Regions from separate parts of the Homo sapiens genome. Here region 2 is linked to region 1. Evidence: chromatin loops called from intact Hi-C (ENCODE). Cell type or tissue: heart left ventricle. All regions are shown on one strand. Links, peaks and the distances in the headings refer to the core of each region. The heading gives the core; the rest is flanking DNA. Region 1 has its middle 660 kb from the start of MEAT6. Region 2 overlaps LOC105378102 (a long non-coding RNA gene).

Region 1 (11,467 bases), core at 4,033-6,532:
CATTTTATAGGTAAGAAAATTAAAATCCTAAAAGTTGATAGACCTATCCACATGCATGTAGTAAGTGGTGGCCCTGAGATTCAAATCCAAAGATTCCAAAGCCTGCCCACTTAATCATGACCGTGTACTCACAGTGAAAAATCCCCTGTACCTCAATGATACCCAGTGTTTGCATGGCTTGCCTCTGTGAGACATAGATAGAGCTCATTAATGGCGGGCACAATTTTTTAGGTCCACAGACTTTATTTCCTGTTAAGATTGCAACGAAAAGCAAAATGCACCCGTAGCTTGGCCCCAGAGCACAATTCCTGCACAGTAATTAAGTGAAACCACAAGGCATGTGGCTCACCCCACCCACAGAAGGATGATGAGTTTTTCTGTTCAAATGATGGTACTAGACCTGTTCTTCAGGAATCTCTGCCTTGGATAATAAAGTCCCTTCTTTTAAAATACCAAACTTTGTGCCAGGAGAAGCTAGATCCCTCTTAAACATGGAAGTGTTGACTTTGAAGCATGGATACTTGGTAAAATGGTTTAAAAACTGATGCAAAAGAGCAATCAGGACTAGCTCAGCAAGTTGAGAGAAAGCCCGTGTTGTGATCATACACGGAAATATCATAATGAGCTCAGCTCTTCTGACAACATGTCACAGTAAATAGAGAGATGCTTTTGTTGGGAATAAACATTTTTTTGGCACTTTCTGCGTTTTCCTGATTCACTGTGTACCATTAAACTTTTTACAATGCTTAGTTTATTTTAGGGACAAGACATTACATTCAAATTACATCTTGAATGAGATTTACTCAGTTCACATCTCATTGAGGGAATATCTCATTATCCAAGCTCTTATTTCTAATGTAGATGAATGAACCACACCTTAATGGCAGGTTAGAAAATGTTAGGTTGATTCTGTTGTCCAGAAATATCCTTGTGTCAAAGTTATTTTTTGATCTTACATATTTCTCATTGCTGGACATTTTTTTGGAGAAGGGCCTGCGAAATATTAATGTGTGTGTATGTACATTTCCCAAAGTAATAAAATTGATAAAGAGTCCCTGCTCAGCCCCAAGCCATAATTTAATATTTCACTGTTGATTACTGACACTATATTTTCAGTGAAACTTGTACTTGTGTCACACTGGGTATAAATGGTGTTTCAAGCTCTGCCAGAAAATCTTGCAAACCCTGACTTGCACCGAATCTCAAACTGGGCTGTCTATAACTCCCCGCCTCCTTGTCTTCCTGCTATTGGCTACATATTTTCAAGGAGAAGTCAAATCTGTATAGAAACAGAAAGCCTTTACTTGCCATTAATTTGAAAGAAAATTATATCACTCGATTTTCTTCCTTCACCTGCAGATAAGCATTTTGCAGCATTTTTTTTAAAGTGCAAAGGGTATCTTCTCAATGGAAGCTCTTGTGCAGTTCTTCCTGGCTTCCCACACAGGAGCAGAGGGTTTTATTTATTATTAGTTTTTAAATTGTCATCTCCTTGTGCTCCTCTCTACTTGAGGTTAGGGTTCACTATTTTCTAAGAGTATAGTGTACCACTAAAGAAAACTGAAAGGAGGTATTTTTTAAAGTGATAAATAGGATTTTCAATCTAAATGAATTAAATGATTTGGGTTTAAAAAGAAAGTCAAACAATTATAACTTAAGACTGATAGTTTCATATTGGTAGAGTGTTAGAGAACCTATACATTTGTTTACTATGTATGTTCTTTAGAGAAGGAGACACAATCAAATTCCTTTAGTTGTATAATTTGAAGTCAGGTAATATAATACCTGATGCTTTTATTCTTTTTGCTCAGAATTGCTTTGGCTATTGAGGCTGTGGTTTTTTTGGTTCCATATGAATTTTAGGGTTGTTTTTTCTAATTCTGTGAAGAATGATATTGGTAATTTGATAGGAGTTACATTGACTCTGTAGATTACTTTTGTCGGTATGGCCATTTTAACGATGTTGATTCTTCTGATCCATGAGCATGGGATATTTTTCCATTTGTTTGTGTTATCTATTATGTCTTTCACCAGTGTTTTGTAGTTCTCTTTGTAGAGATCTTTAGCGTCCTTGGTTAAATGTATTCCTAGGTATTTTATTGGATTTTTATTGCCATTATAAATAGGATTGAGTTCTTGATTTGGTTCTCAGCTTGAACATTATTGTTGTATAGAAATGCTGCTGAATTTTACACATGGATTTTGAATCCTGAAACTTTGCTAAAGTCTTTATTCAAATAGAGGAGTCTTCTGGAGGAGTGTGTAGGGTTTCCTAAAGTATAAGATCAGGTAGTCAGTGAACAAAGACAAAAATAGCATGGCATGGTATAAAAATAGATACATAGACCAACGGAACAGAATGGAGAGCCCAGAAATAAAGCCACATGCCTACAACCAACTGATTTTTGACAATGTCAACAAAAATATACACTAGGGAAAGGATACTCTAGTCAATAAATGGTGCTGGGAAAATTGGAAAGCCATATGCAGAAGAATGAAATTGGACCCCTCTCTCTCTCAACATACACAAAAATTAACTCTAGGTGGATTAATTAAAGACTTAAATGTAAGGCCCAAAACTATAAAAATACCAGAAGAAAACCTATGAGAAATTTTTTCAGTCATTAGTCTAGGCAAAGAATTTATGTCCAAGTCCTCAAAAAAAAGTAACAAAACCAAAAATAAACAAGTGGAACTTAATTATACTAAAAAGCTTCTGCAGAGCCAAAGAAATAAGTGAAACACAACCTACAGAATGGGAGAAAATATTTGCAAACAATGCATCTGACCGAAGGTTAATATCCAGAATCTACAGGGAACTCAAACAACTCAACAACCCACCCCTACACAAATAACCCCATTAAAAAGTGGACAGAGGACATGAACAAAAATTTTTCAAAAGAAGACATACAAGCAACCAACAAACAGATGAAAAATGTTCAACATCACTGATCATCAGAGAAATGTGAATTAAAACCGCAATGAGGTACCATCTCATACCAGTCAGAATAACTATTATTAAAAATTCAAAAAACAACAGATGTTGGTGAGGGTGCAGAGAAAAGGGAACACTTATACACTGTTGGTAGGAATGTAAACTAGTGTAACCTCTATGGAAAGCAGTATGGACATTTTTTAAAGATACAAAAATAGAACTGCCTTTTGACCCAGCAATCTCTTTACTGGGTATTTCAAAGGAAAATACATAATTATATCAAAAAGATACCTGCACTCATATGTTTATTGCAGCACTATTCACAATAGTAAAGTTGTGAAGTCAACCTAAGTGCCCATCAGTGGATGACTGGATAAAACAATCCAATTATCCATTTACAATTGGATGTAATATACATGTACCATGGAATACCACTCAGCCACAAAAAAGAATGAAATCATGTCCTTTGCAGAAACATGGGTGGAACTGGAAGCCATTATCCTTAGTGAAATGACTCAGAAAGGAAGTAGAAAACCATGTGTTTTTACTTTTAGGTGGGAGCTAAACATTGGGTACACAGAGACATATGAGTGGAAAAATAGACATCAGAGACTCCAAAAGCTGGAAGGGATGGGTGCAGGATGAAATACGACCTATTGGGTACAGTGTACACTGTCTGGGTGATGGGTACACTAAAAGCCCAGACATCGCCCCTATGAAATACATCGAAATAACACAACTGCACTTGTGTCTCTAAATCTATAAAAGTAAAAAATAATTTAAAACTAGTTAGGTCTATTCTATTCCACATTTGGCACATGCCAATAATTTTATACCTGAAACTGCTCACTCCAAAAGTTATTTATAACAACGTGGCATCTTAAAAAATGCAGTTTTTAGTTTCATATATCAAATTTTCACAGAGGACTATATTCTGGAGTAGATCACACAAGGGTGAATGTTAGTTTTTTGTTTTACAATTCCTGCAAGTCCATTAGAAGTGAGAGGCAAAGAAACCAGGGAGAAAATGTGCTGAATAGAGGCTGAACTTAACAGTTATTATCTTGAGTGTTTCCCAATGTAAACTTGGGTTATAGTTTTGTATTCAGCCACTCATTTATTCATCCAGCATTTATTTATGGATGCCAAGTACAGGTCTTAGTGCTGTACCCAGAGTTAGTAAAAATGTGAAGTTAGGAGCACAGTCTCTAGATGGCCAAGTGAACCCAAGACTTCTCACCCAACTGCAAGGAGTTAGGGTCCAACTGCATGAGTTAGATGGAAGAGCGCACAGAAGGCCATCCTCACTCCTGACACCAACTGCAAGCTTGGGGTTTTCCTGCAAATACTCACGGTTTTGATAAGCACTAGAATGACTCAGAACTCACGGGAACCTATTATACCCATGGTTGTATTTGTTACAGAAAACATATACATTAAAATCAACCAAGGATAGAGATTTATAGGACAGAGTCTGGGAAGATTCCAATAGTGAAGAAAGTCTCCGTTGTTCTCAAGACTTGTGACCCTCCCAGATCAATGTGTGATGATATGCATGGAGTATTGCCTACTGGGAAGGTCACCCAATCTTTGGTCTCCAGAGTCTTTAATGTGCTTCATTATGTAGGTATGATTGATTGATTAATTTTCCACATGATTGAATTCTTGGAGGTGAAGCAGATATCATGTGCCTGAGAGGCTCACCTCTCAGGTAACAAGAGTCACCTTGTTAGCTTGAGCTATTAGATGTGATCCACAGGGCCTATCATGAATACTAAAAACACTACCATCACTTGAGAAATCAGAAGGGTTCAGAGATTACTCTCAAGGAGCTGGGGCTTAAGGCCAGACCTCTCTTTGGGCCAAATCCCTTTGCTACACAGATGGGGAAACAGCTGTAAACAAATTGAAGTTCTGGCCTACGTGTGGTTCATAATCTAGGATGGAGATGCACAGTGACTAAGTGAAATAGGTGAAAATGGATTGCACACGTGAATACATTAGAGAGTAGGGGAAAAATAAGGAGAGGAGACAGAGAGTATTGAGGTGGTGAATGGTAACATTTTAGATCTGGTGACAAAGACAGGCTTCAGTGAGAAGAAGGGATTTGGCAAACATTTGAAGGAGGTGAGGAAGAGAGGCAGGTGGACATCAGGTGTCAGGGAAGGACTTTCCAGGAGACAGAAATGTGCCTACAGTGTTCCAGGAGCAGCATGGCACAAGGACACGATGGAGAAGGAAAACGAGGCTGGGGAAGCAGCACTGTGCATGAAGAAAGCAGACCTCGTGGGGCCCCATGTGTCACTGTCATTTGGTTTTGGTCTCAGAGACGTGAGAAGCCATGAGAGGACATCCTCCAAATGACAGTGGATCATAAGCCCCTAAGAACTCTGCTGGAAACAGACCTAGAGGGAGCCTGGATAGTCACAGGACCCTTGGGGACCCTGCAGTCTGCAGCAAGGAATGCTGAGGGCTTGGACTAAAGAGGAGGACTTAGAGGGGGTGAGAATCGGCTAGATTCCAAATGTATTTCTGAAAGTAAACCTGGGAGGATTTTTTGATGGATAAGATGTGGGACCCAAGACAAAGAGAGGAGTCAGATGTAATATTTTCAGCCTGAGAACTGAAAGAAAAGAACGACCATTTGTAGGGATGCTGAGGACTGTCGGAGAAGGAGCTTTAGCGGGGACAGTGAAGAGTTTCATTCAGGAGTGTTGAGTTTGATGGAGATGGAGGATAGAGGATGGAGGCAGCTGGATTTCAGAAGGTTGGAAGGAGGTTCAGACTGAAGATATCAGCTGAGGAGGCACACCAGGTCGATGATATTTAAAGCCACGAGATTGGGAGAGATCACCCAGGGAGTGAGGGTAGATAGAAGAGAGCCCAGGAATGGAGTCCAGGGGCTCCCTCATTTTGAGTTTAAGAAAATGAGGAAGAATTAGAAAATATGTTTGAGAAAGAGTAACTGCAATGGGAGGAGAAGATGAAAGAGTTTGGGGTGTTCTAAAATCCGAGTGAGGAAAATATTTTAAAGAACATGGTGCCCTTGCCAAGGCAGTTTGGGTGGTGTGGTGTATTAGTTCATTCTGACACTGCTATTAAAGACATATCTGAGACTGGGTAATTTATAAAGGAAAGAGGTTTAACTGACTCACAGTTCTGCAGGGCTGGGGAGGCCTCAGGAAACTTACAATCGTGGCAGAAGGGGAAGCAAACATGTCCTTCTTCACATGGTGGCAGCAAGGAGAAGAGCAGAGCGAAAGGGGGAAAAGCCCCTTATAAAACCATCAGATCTAATGAGAACTCACTCACTATCATGAGAACAGCATGGGGAAACTGCCCCCATGATTCAGTTACCTCCCACTCGTTTCCTCCCATGACATGTAAGGATTATGGGAACTATAATTCAAGATGAGATTTGGGAGGGGACACAAAGCCAAACCATATCTTTCCACCCCTGGCCCCTCCCAAATCTCATGTCCTCACATTTCAAAACACAATCATGCCCTTCCAACAGTCCCACAAAATCTTAACTGATTCCAGCATTAACTCAAAAGTCCAAGTCCAAAGTCTCATCTGAGACAAGGCAAGTTCCTTCTGCCTATGAGCCCGTAAAATCAAAAGCATGTTAGTTACTTCCTAGACACAATAGGGATACAGGCATTGCGTAAACACACCCATTCCAAATGAGAGAAATTGGCCAAAACAAAGGGTCCACAGGGCCATGCAAGTCCAAAATCGAAAAGGGCAGTCATTCAACCTTAAACTTCTAAAATGATCTCCTTTGACTCCATGTCTCATATCCAGGTCACAGTGATGCAAGATGTGGGCTCCCACAGCCTTGGGCAGCTTTACCCCTATGGCTTTGCAGGATACAGCTCCTCTCCTGGCTGCTTTTCACAGGCTGGCATTGAGTGTCTGCAGCTTTTCTAGGTGCATGGTGTAAGCTGTCTGTGGATCTACCATTCTGGGGTCTGGAGGACGGTGGACCTCTTCACACAGCTCCACTAGGCAGTGCCCAGTGGGGACCCTGTGTGGGAGCTCCAGTCCCACATTTCCCTTCTGCACTGCCCTAACAGATTCTCCATGAGGGTTCTGCCCATGGAACACACCTCTGCCTGGATATACAGGCGTTTCCATACATCCTCTGACATCTAGGCAAAGGTTCCCAAACCTCATTTCTTGTCTTCTGTGCACCCGCAGGACCAACACCATGTGGAAGCTGCCAAGGTTTGGGGGGTTGCACCCTCTGAAGCCACCACCTGAGCTGTACCTTAGCCCCTTTTAGCCATGGCTAGAGTGGCTGGGATGCAGGACACCAAGTCCTGAGGCTGCACACAGTAGGGAGGCCCTGAACCCAGCCCATGAAGCCATTCTTCCTTCCTAGGTCTCAGGGCCTGTGATGGGAGGGCCTGCTGTGAAGGTCTCTGACATGCCCTGGAGATATTTTCCCCATTGTCTTGATGACTAACATTAGGCTCCCTGTTACTAATGAAAATTTCTGCAGCAGGCTTGGATTTCTCCCCAGAAAATGGGTTTTTCTTCTCCATTGCATCGTTAGGCTGCAAATTTTCTAAACTTTCATGCTCTGCTTTCTCTTGAACACTTTGCCGCTTAGAAACTTCTTCTGTCAGATACCCAAAATCATCTCTCTCAAGTTCAAAGTTCCACAGATCTCTAGGGCAGGGGCAAATTGCTGCCAGTCTCTTTGCTAAAGCATAACAAGAGTCACCTTTGCTCCAGTTCCCAACAAGTTCCTCATCTCTATCTGAGACTACCTCAGCCTGGACTTTATTGTCCATACCACTATTCAGCGTTTTGGTCAAAGCCATTCAACAAGTCTCTAGGAAGTTCCAAACTTTCCCACAATTTCCTGTCTTCTTCTGAGCACTCCAAACTGTTCCAACCTCTGCCTGTTACCCAGTTCCAAAGTTGCTTTCACATTTTCAGGTATCTTTACAGCAACACCACACTCTACTGGTACCAATTTACTGTATTAGTCTGTTCTCACACTGCTAGTGAAGACATACCCAAGACTGGGTAATTTATAAAGAAAAGAGGTTTAATTGACTCACAGTTCTGCAGGGCTAGGGAGGCCTCAGGAAACTTACAATCATAGCAGAAGGGGAAGCAAACATATCTTTCTTCACATGGTGGCAGCATGGAGAGATGCAGAGTGAAAGGGGGAAAAGCCTCTTATAAAACCATCAGATCTCACCTGAGAACTCACTCACTATTATGAGAACAGCATGAGGGTAACTGCCCCCATGATTCAGTTACCTTCCACTGGTTCTCTCCTATGACGTGGGGATTGTAGGAACTACAATTCAAGTTGAGATTTGGGTGGGGACACAGCCAAACCGTATCATGTGGCAAGGGCCAAAGTCTGCTTGGAGAGGGAATTTTGGAAAAGATAAATTGAAGATAGGAGGTGGGCAGCTCTTTTAGGTAGTCTGACCATAAACAGAAGAGAAAGTAGTGCAAGCTGGGTATGTGGGCATCAAGAGAGTTTTTCCAAGATTAAAAAAAATAACAGCATATTGTATACTTTTGAGAAAAATCCAGCAGAAAGGAGTGATGTCCTTGCTTAAGCAAGAAGGGATAAGAGCTGGTTCTTGGGTGGCAAGGTTGCCCTTTGCTAGCGGTGAGGGAGTGGATCTATAGGAACAGGAGAGGAGGCAGAGTCTGCAGCACAGAAGGCATAACTGCAGGAAATACATATGGGGTACATTGTGCGCCAGGCTATTTATATGCTTTGCATGTATTACTCCTTTTTCATTCTCAACAACTACTCAACAAGGTAGACAATATCATTGTCTATACCTGTTTTACAAATGACAAATTAAGCACAGGATGACCTGCAAATGGAGTAAGACTCCCCATCTAGCAGAAGCAAGATTTACATAGGCAGTTTAGCTGAAGTCTGGGCCCTAAGCCACGGTAGCATGGTGCCTGTGAAGGAGGCCGGGGTGCTGTGAGAGTGAGAGTGGGGCCACTTGGAGGGCCTCCTCTACCGAGTTCTATTTTTCACTGAAATAAGAATTAAGGTTGTTGAATAAGAGAGCTAATGGTAGAGGAGGGGAATGAGGCTTGAGGAGAGAGAGGAAGCTATGAGATACTAATCTGGAAGAGTGGGAGGTGGAATAGACTCTAGTAACTTCTATTTTTCACTGAAATAAGAATTAAGGTTATTGAATAAGAGAGATAATGCAAGAGCAGGTGAATGAAGTTTGAGGAGAGAGAGGAAGCTATGAGATATTAATCTGAAAGAGTTAGAGGTGGAATGGATAGGATCATATAATATTATCATCAGTCATTACTAAGGGCCCATGAGGTTCCTGATGTATTTTTTTTTAATCCATGCTCAACTGCAGATGTGCAGGTGCAGTGTAGGTGTCCAGTTGGGCTTGGCCATGGTTTTGATTTAGTCTAGAAATAAAGGAAATTGAGGAACTGATTCAAGGGAGTGATTATAACAATTGCCTATGAAATTAAAGCTGTGTAAGAAAAAAAGTAAGGACACTAGTGGAGTGAAAGGTAGAACAAAGATAGGCCTGAAAGTCCTTGTTAGTAAAAACTAACAGACCGGCCAGTGTGCCCTCCAGTGTAGAGATTGATTTGGAAAACTTGGAGGTAGGGAGGGGAGGGTAGAATCCTTGAAATTTAGATTGTAGAGGGGCTGCTCTTACTGTCATGAAAATATCTGGGGTTTGTCAATTGGAATGAATTGGCTGAAGTGTAGTAAAGATCATTGGAGAAGGGGTCAAAAAACAAGGAGACTGGGCTATAGGAAGGACTGTCTAGGTGGATACAAATGTCACTGGAAATCATAGTGGGAACAGTGCTGGAGGGTGTGTATGAGTCAGGAGCTAACTCTTCAAGGAAGGAGGAGTGTCCCTGGGTGTGATAGGTGATGGCCCCAGAGAGAAGTGATGAGCAGTGTTGTCTGATGGCTCAAGACCCAAAGGCTGAAACATGGGGCTCAGCTGTCACCTTTTGGTCTACTTGCTATAGCTCCTCTGTAGCATTTATCTGGTAAAGCACAACTTGGCTGGGAAAGGAACAACTATTTAGCTGGGTTTGTGGACCTCTTGGGACATTACAGTTTGTCAGGACTCTACCAAATACAATTTAACCCTGTTTTACAAATTGATCAGAAATGGAGCCATATCTGATTGATCTTCCTAATTCTACCACTGCTTTTGTCACCAGACCCAGAGAGAGCGCTTCTTTTTCAAAATTCTTTTATGACGTTGTTCTAGAATACTTTCTAGGAATGCAGATTCCAAACTTGGCTTGCCAGATCCTTGAGGAATTATGAAAAAATTACTGGAAGAATTTTTCAAGTCATTATCAATTTTCAAATACCTTGATGGAAATTATACATTTACCCCAAATAACATCACATAAGCTAATTAAAAGTCTCTTTTGCCTTAACTCTTAGGATTATACCAATTCAAAGGGGTTTTCTTATGTCTGAATAAATGATTCCCATATGAAAACACAACTACTTGGGGAATTTGAGGCATGTTTCATTACCTCATTAATCCAGTCACCGGCCATCCATGCAAAAGTAGTCCTTGAAGGAAACTATGATTACAGACAGATAACAAACTATGAAAAATTAGCAGAAGTTAATTCTCTAATATTAATCATAGGAATAAATTAAATTGAGAATTTGAACTCATTTAATCAAGGTGTCATAGGCATTTGAACCAGAGTAACTCCATCTTGAATAGGAGCTGGGTAAAATAAGACTGAGACCTACTGGGCTGCACTTCCAGGAGGTTAGGCATTCTTAGTCACAGGTTGAGATAGGAGGATGGCACAGGGTACAGTTCACAAAGACCTTGCCGATAGAACAGGATGCAGTTAAGAAGCCAGCCAAAAGCTGCCAAAACCAAGATGACAATGAAAGTGAGCTCTGGTTATTCTCATTGCTCATTATATGCTAATTGTAATGTATTAGCATGCTAAAAGACACGCCCACCAGCGCCATGACAGTTTACAAATGTCATGGCAACATCAGGAAGTTACTCTATATGGTCTAAAAGGAAGAGGAACCCTCAGTTTCAGGAATTGCCCACCCCTTTCCCAGAAAACTCATGAATAATCCACCCCTTGTTTGCATATAACCAGGAAATAACTGTAAGTATACTCAGTTGAGCAGCCCATGCAGCTTCTTGGCATATGGAGTAGCCATACTTTTATTCCTTTACTTTCTTGATAAAGTTGCTTCCACTTTATGGAATTGTCCTAAATTCTTTCTTGTGTGAGGTCCAAGAACCCTCTCTTGGGGTCTGGATGGGGACCCTTTTCCAGTAACAAAGGGATAGCAAATAGGTTTTATTTTGCATGAGAGCTTATTGATAGGCTCTGTCGACATCTGTGTTGAGAAAGCTTCTGGATTCAAGTCTGATCTCAACAGGATGGTTCTACGATGGATTGGCTGTGTGTGTCAAGGGCAGAGCATACCTAAACTAATCTAAGGCTTCATTTATTTATTCATCTGAGTAATTTAAAGGACTTGGT
Region 2 (2,500 bases), core at 1-2,500, 190 kb before region 1:
GTGGTCCCCTGGGCGGCACTCTGGGGTGAGGCTGGGCTGATTCAGGCTTCAGGGTCAGGCCAGAATGGCTCCTGCGGGGGTGTAGAGCTCGGTGGATGACAGGGCCACTGGGCCTTTTCCTGCTTCCTCCAGCCTGGTGGCCTTGGCTCCTCCAAATATGGTGAGAGGGTTACCAGGGGAGCACATGGCGGTGAGCAGGTACTCCCCAGATCTCAGCCATGTCACTCCTCATCATCCCAGTGGCCAAAGTGATCCTCTAGCCAACACCAGAGGCAGTGGGAAGGGGAGGTAGTCAGGGAGGTGAAGAAAGGGAGGCAGGGCGGGTGGCCTACAACAGGGAGGTTGAGTAACTTGACTGAAGTAACCCAGCCCAGGTGAGGAGGAACTGGGATTCGAACCCACATGCTTCCTTTGACCACTGAGGCCTGATCACTCAAGTCCTAGGTGGGCAGAGCTCAATACCCGGGGGTTGGACTTGGACAGCTTGGGTTAGACTTTCTGTTGCCAGACTCAGTTCCTTCTCTTCTTGCTCTTAGAGGTGGGTGTTAGGAGCTAGCTGCCTGGTGTGAAGCGCCAATCCTTGAGTGGAAGATGCAGAAAGGTGCAGGGTGTTGCTTCGCTGTAGCTCACCTTGGCCAAATCAGCTTCTAGAGCCCCCGTGCCACTTGTTGGATTGACTATTTAAGTGAGATCCCCGCATCCCCATAAACTCCCTTATAGTCCCCCATCCTGAAGATGGGACTTTGTAGCCCAAATGCAAAGTCAAAGTTTCTAAGTGCCCTGCCCGGCTTTCCTCTTAAGTTGTCCGGATATGCACCACGAGCTAACAACCTCACCGGATTGATTCTGGTGTGGAGAATAGGTTTCTTTAAAGAGGAGCTCTGCGGTGGTGGCTCTGGAGTGCCTGCAATTCCTGCACCTGGTGCCTCTGCCCTTGAAGGGCAGTGTGAAAGCTGGGAGGGCGGGCGTTTCAGCCTCCTTTCTGAAGGATGCAGTTGGGCATCTGATAGGTTACCTTAATTACACCATTTCCTCCTCCCTGTACACACTTCCAAAATCTAATTATAGTACATGTGACACCCTGTGACCAGCCAGAAGCCAGAGATTAATATAAAGTCACAGCAGGACAGTTTGCTCCCTGAAACGGTTTACATGACATTGCAAATATAGTCCTCAAGGATTTGATGCTGATACTTGGATACGTTCATCATCACGTTAGCATGTGAAGCAGGCGGGCTCTATGGGATCCGATTCAGCGCCCGTGGGAGGAACGGCTGGGGTTTATTCCCATTGGCCCATGCCGCTGTCCTTCTGGAATTTGACATTGGTGTCCTTGGAGTTTGGCATCTATTCTGAGGGGCCTTAGCCCTTTAACAATATGTCCCAATTAATTCTGTATTAATTGGGGGGGGGGGGCGCCTGTGGGTCCGTCTATGGGGGGCGCTTGGCCACTCTCCTGGGTGTGCTATCTCTGCCCAGATAAAGGATATTGTGTGCAGGCATTTGAGTTGGGAGCACTTGTTTATCTCTGTTCCTGCAGCTTTATTTAGCCTGGAGCTCCATACCGGGCCCTCACAGCCACACACCTACCAGAAGCACTTGCCCCAGAGTGGGACTCTGAGGGGAGAGGTGGCTGGGGAACGGCTGACTCGGGGCTGCAGAGTTATTTTCCTCCTCAAATCTGGGGCCTTGTTGTACATGTGAGGATTTTTGAAGACCAGCCTCTAAACCTATTACAAATTCTTCAGTGACTAAAATGTCAGCATGTGAACCGTCTTCCCACCCAGCTCGGGCTCTGTCTCTTCATTCAGGGGTGGCTTTAGTTTACCGGGAGATAAGTGGGGGAGCGATGTGAGAGGAATTCAGGAGAGAGGACAATTCCAGCTAAAAACAAACCTCAAGTGACAGTTGTGTAAACGCGCTCGCAAAGTAACATTCAACAGAACAAGCAGGGCGAGCGTCACAGGCCTCTTGTTGGAGAGAGACACAAACCTGGATTCCAAGTGCAAGGGTTTGACTTGGAAGAATGGCAAGGGCTCCCTCAATGTTTAAGAAACTCTAGGAAGCCTCCGCAAAGCCAAGATGCTCTTCAGTGTAAGCCTCTCTCGTCAGGCCCCCCTCCCCCAGAGGCGGATTCTCAGGCTCAGAGCTCTTGAGATCCGTGGCTGACCTCCTGACCATCGTTAATAATGACCGTTGCATGTTTCTAAATTGCTAAGGGAGTACATTTCACGTGTCCCACCATGGACAATAAGAGGGGTGGTGGATATGTTAATAAGTTTGATTTAATCACTCGACATTGTATACTAGACCAAAACATCACATTGAACCCTGTGAATACGTGTAATTATTATTTGTCAATTAAAATAATAATTTTCCAAAGCTGCTCCTGCAGGTGGATGTTTAGTGTGCTTTGAAGGCCAGTTCGGTGGAGCCTGGTTGTGAACCACGCAGGGGCACCCAGCTGGGAGCCAATGAGAAGTTGCTGAAGGGTTTCAGA

What was found. Hi-C counts contacts between places; a loop is a spot of excess contacts. Peaks named below come from ENCODE experiments on the same cell type or tissue, not always from the same donor. Only the 100,000 strongest peaks of a DNase experiment are listed, where the experiment ranks them.
Region 2: a loop joins it to region 1, with 3 times the contacts of the local background. A loop is called at or near these places in 2 of 110 quality-filtered maps.

The regions. Positions count from the first base shown.
Region 1 is chr6:164,152,478-164,163,944 of GRCh38, forward strand. No RefSeq gene overlaps it. Among named protein-coding and RNA genes, the nearest start is that of MEAT6, 660 kb to the right of the region's middle. In heart left ventricle, for the core only: no CTCF peak of the experiment used is centred there; no DNase peak of the experiment used is centred there.
Region 2 is chr6:163,961,792-163,964,291 of GRCh38, forward strand. The region is part of intron 4 of LOC105378102 (a long non-coding RNA gene); the gene reads left to right. Among named protein-coding and RNA genes, the nearest start is that of QKI, 550 kb to the left of the region's middle. RefSeq lists an enhancer at 1-2,500. In heart left ventricle, for the core only: no CTCF peak of the experiment used is centred there; DNase peaks (open chromatin) are centred at 932 and 1,270; H3K4me3 peaks cover 268 bases; H3K27ac peaks cover 2,416 bases.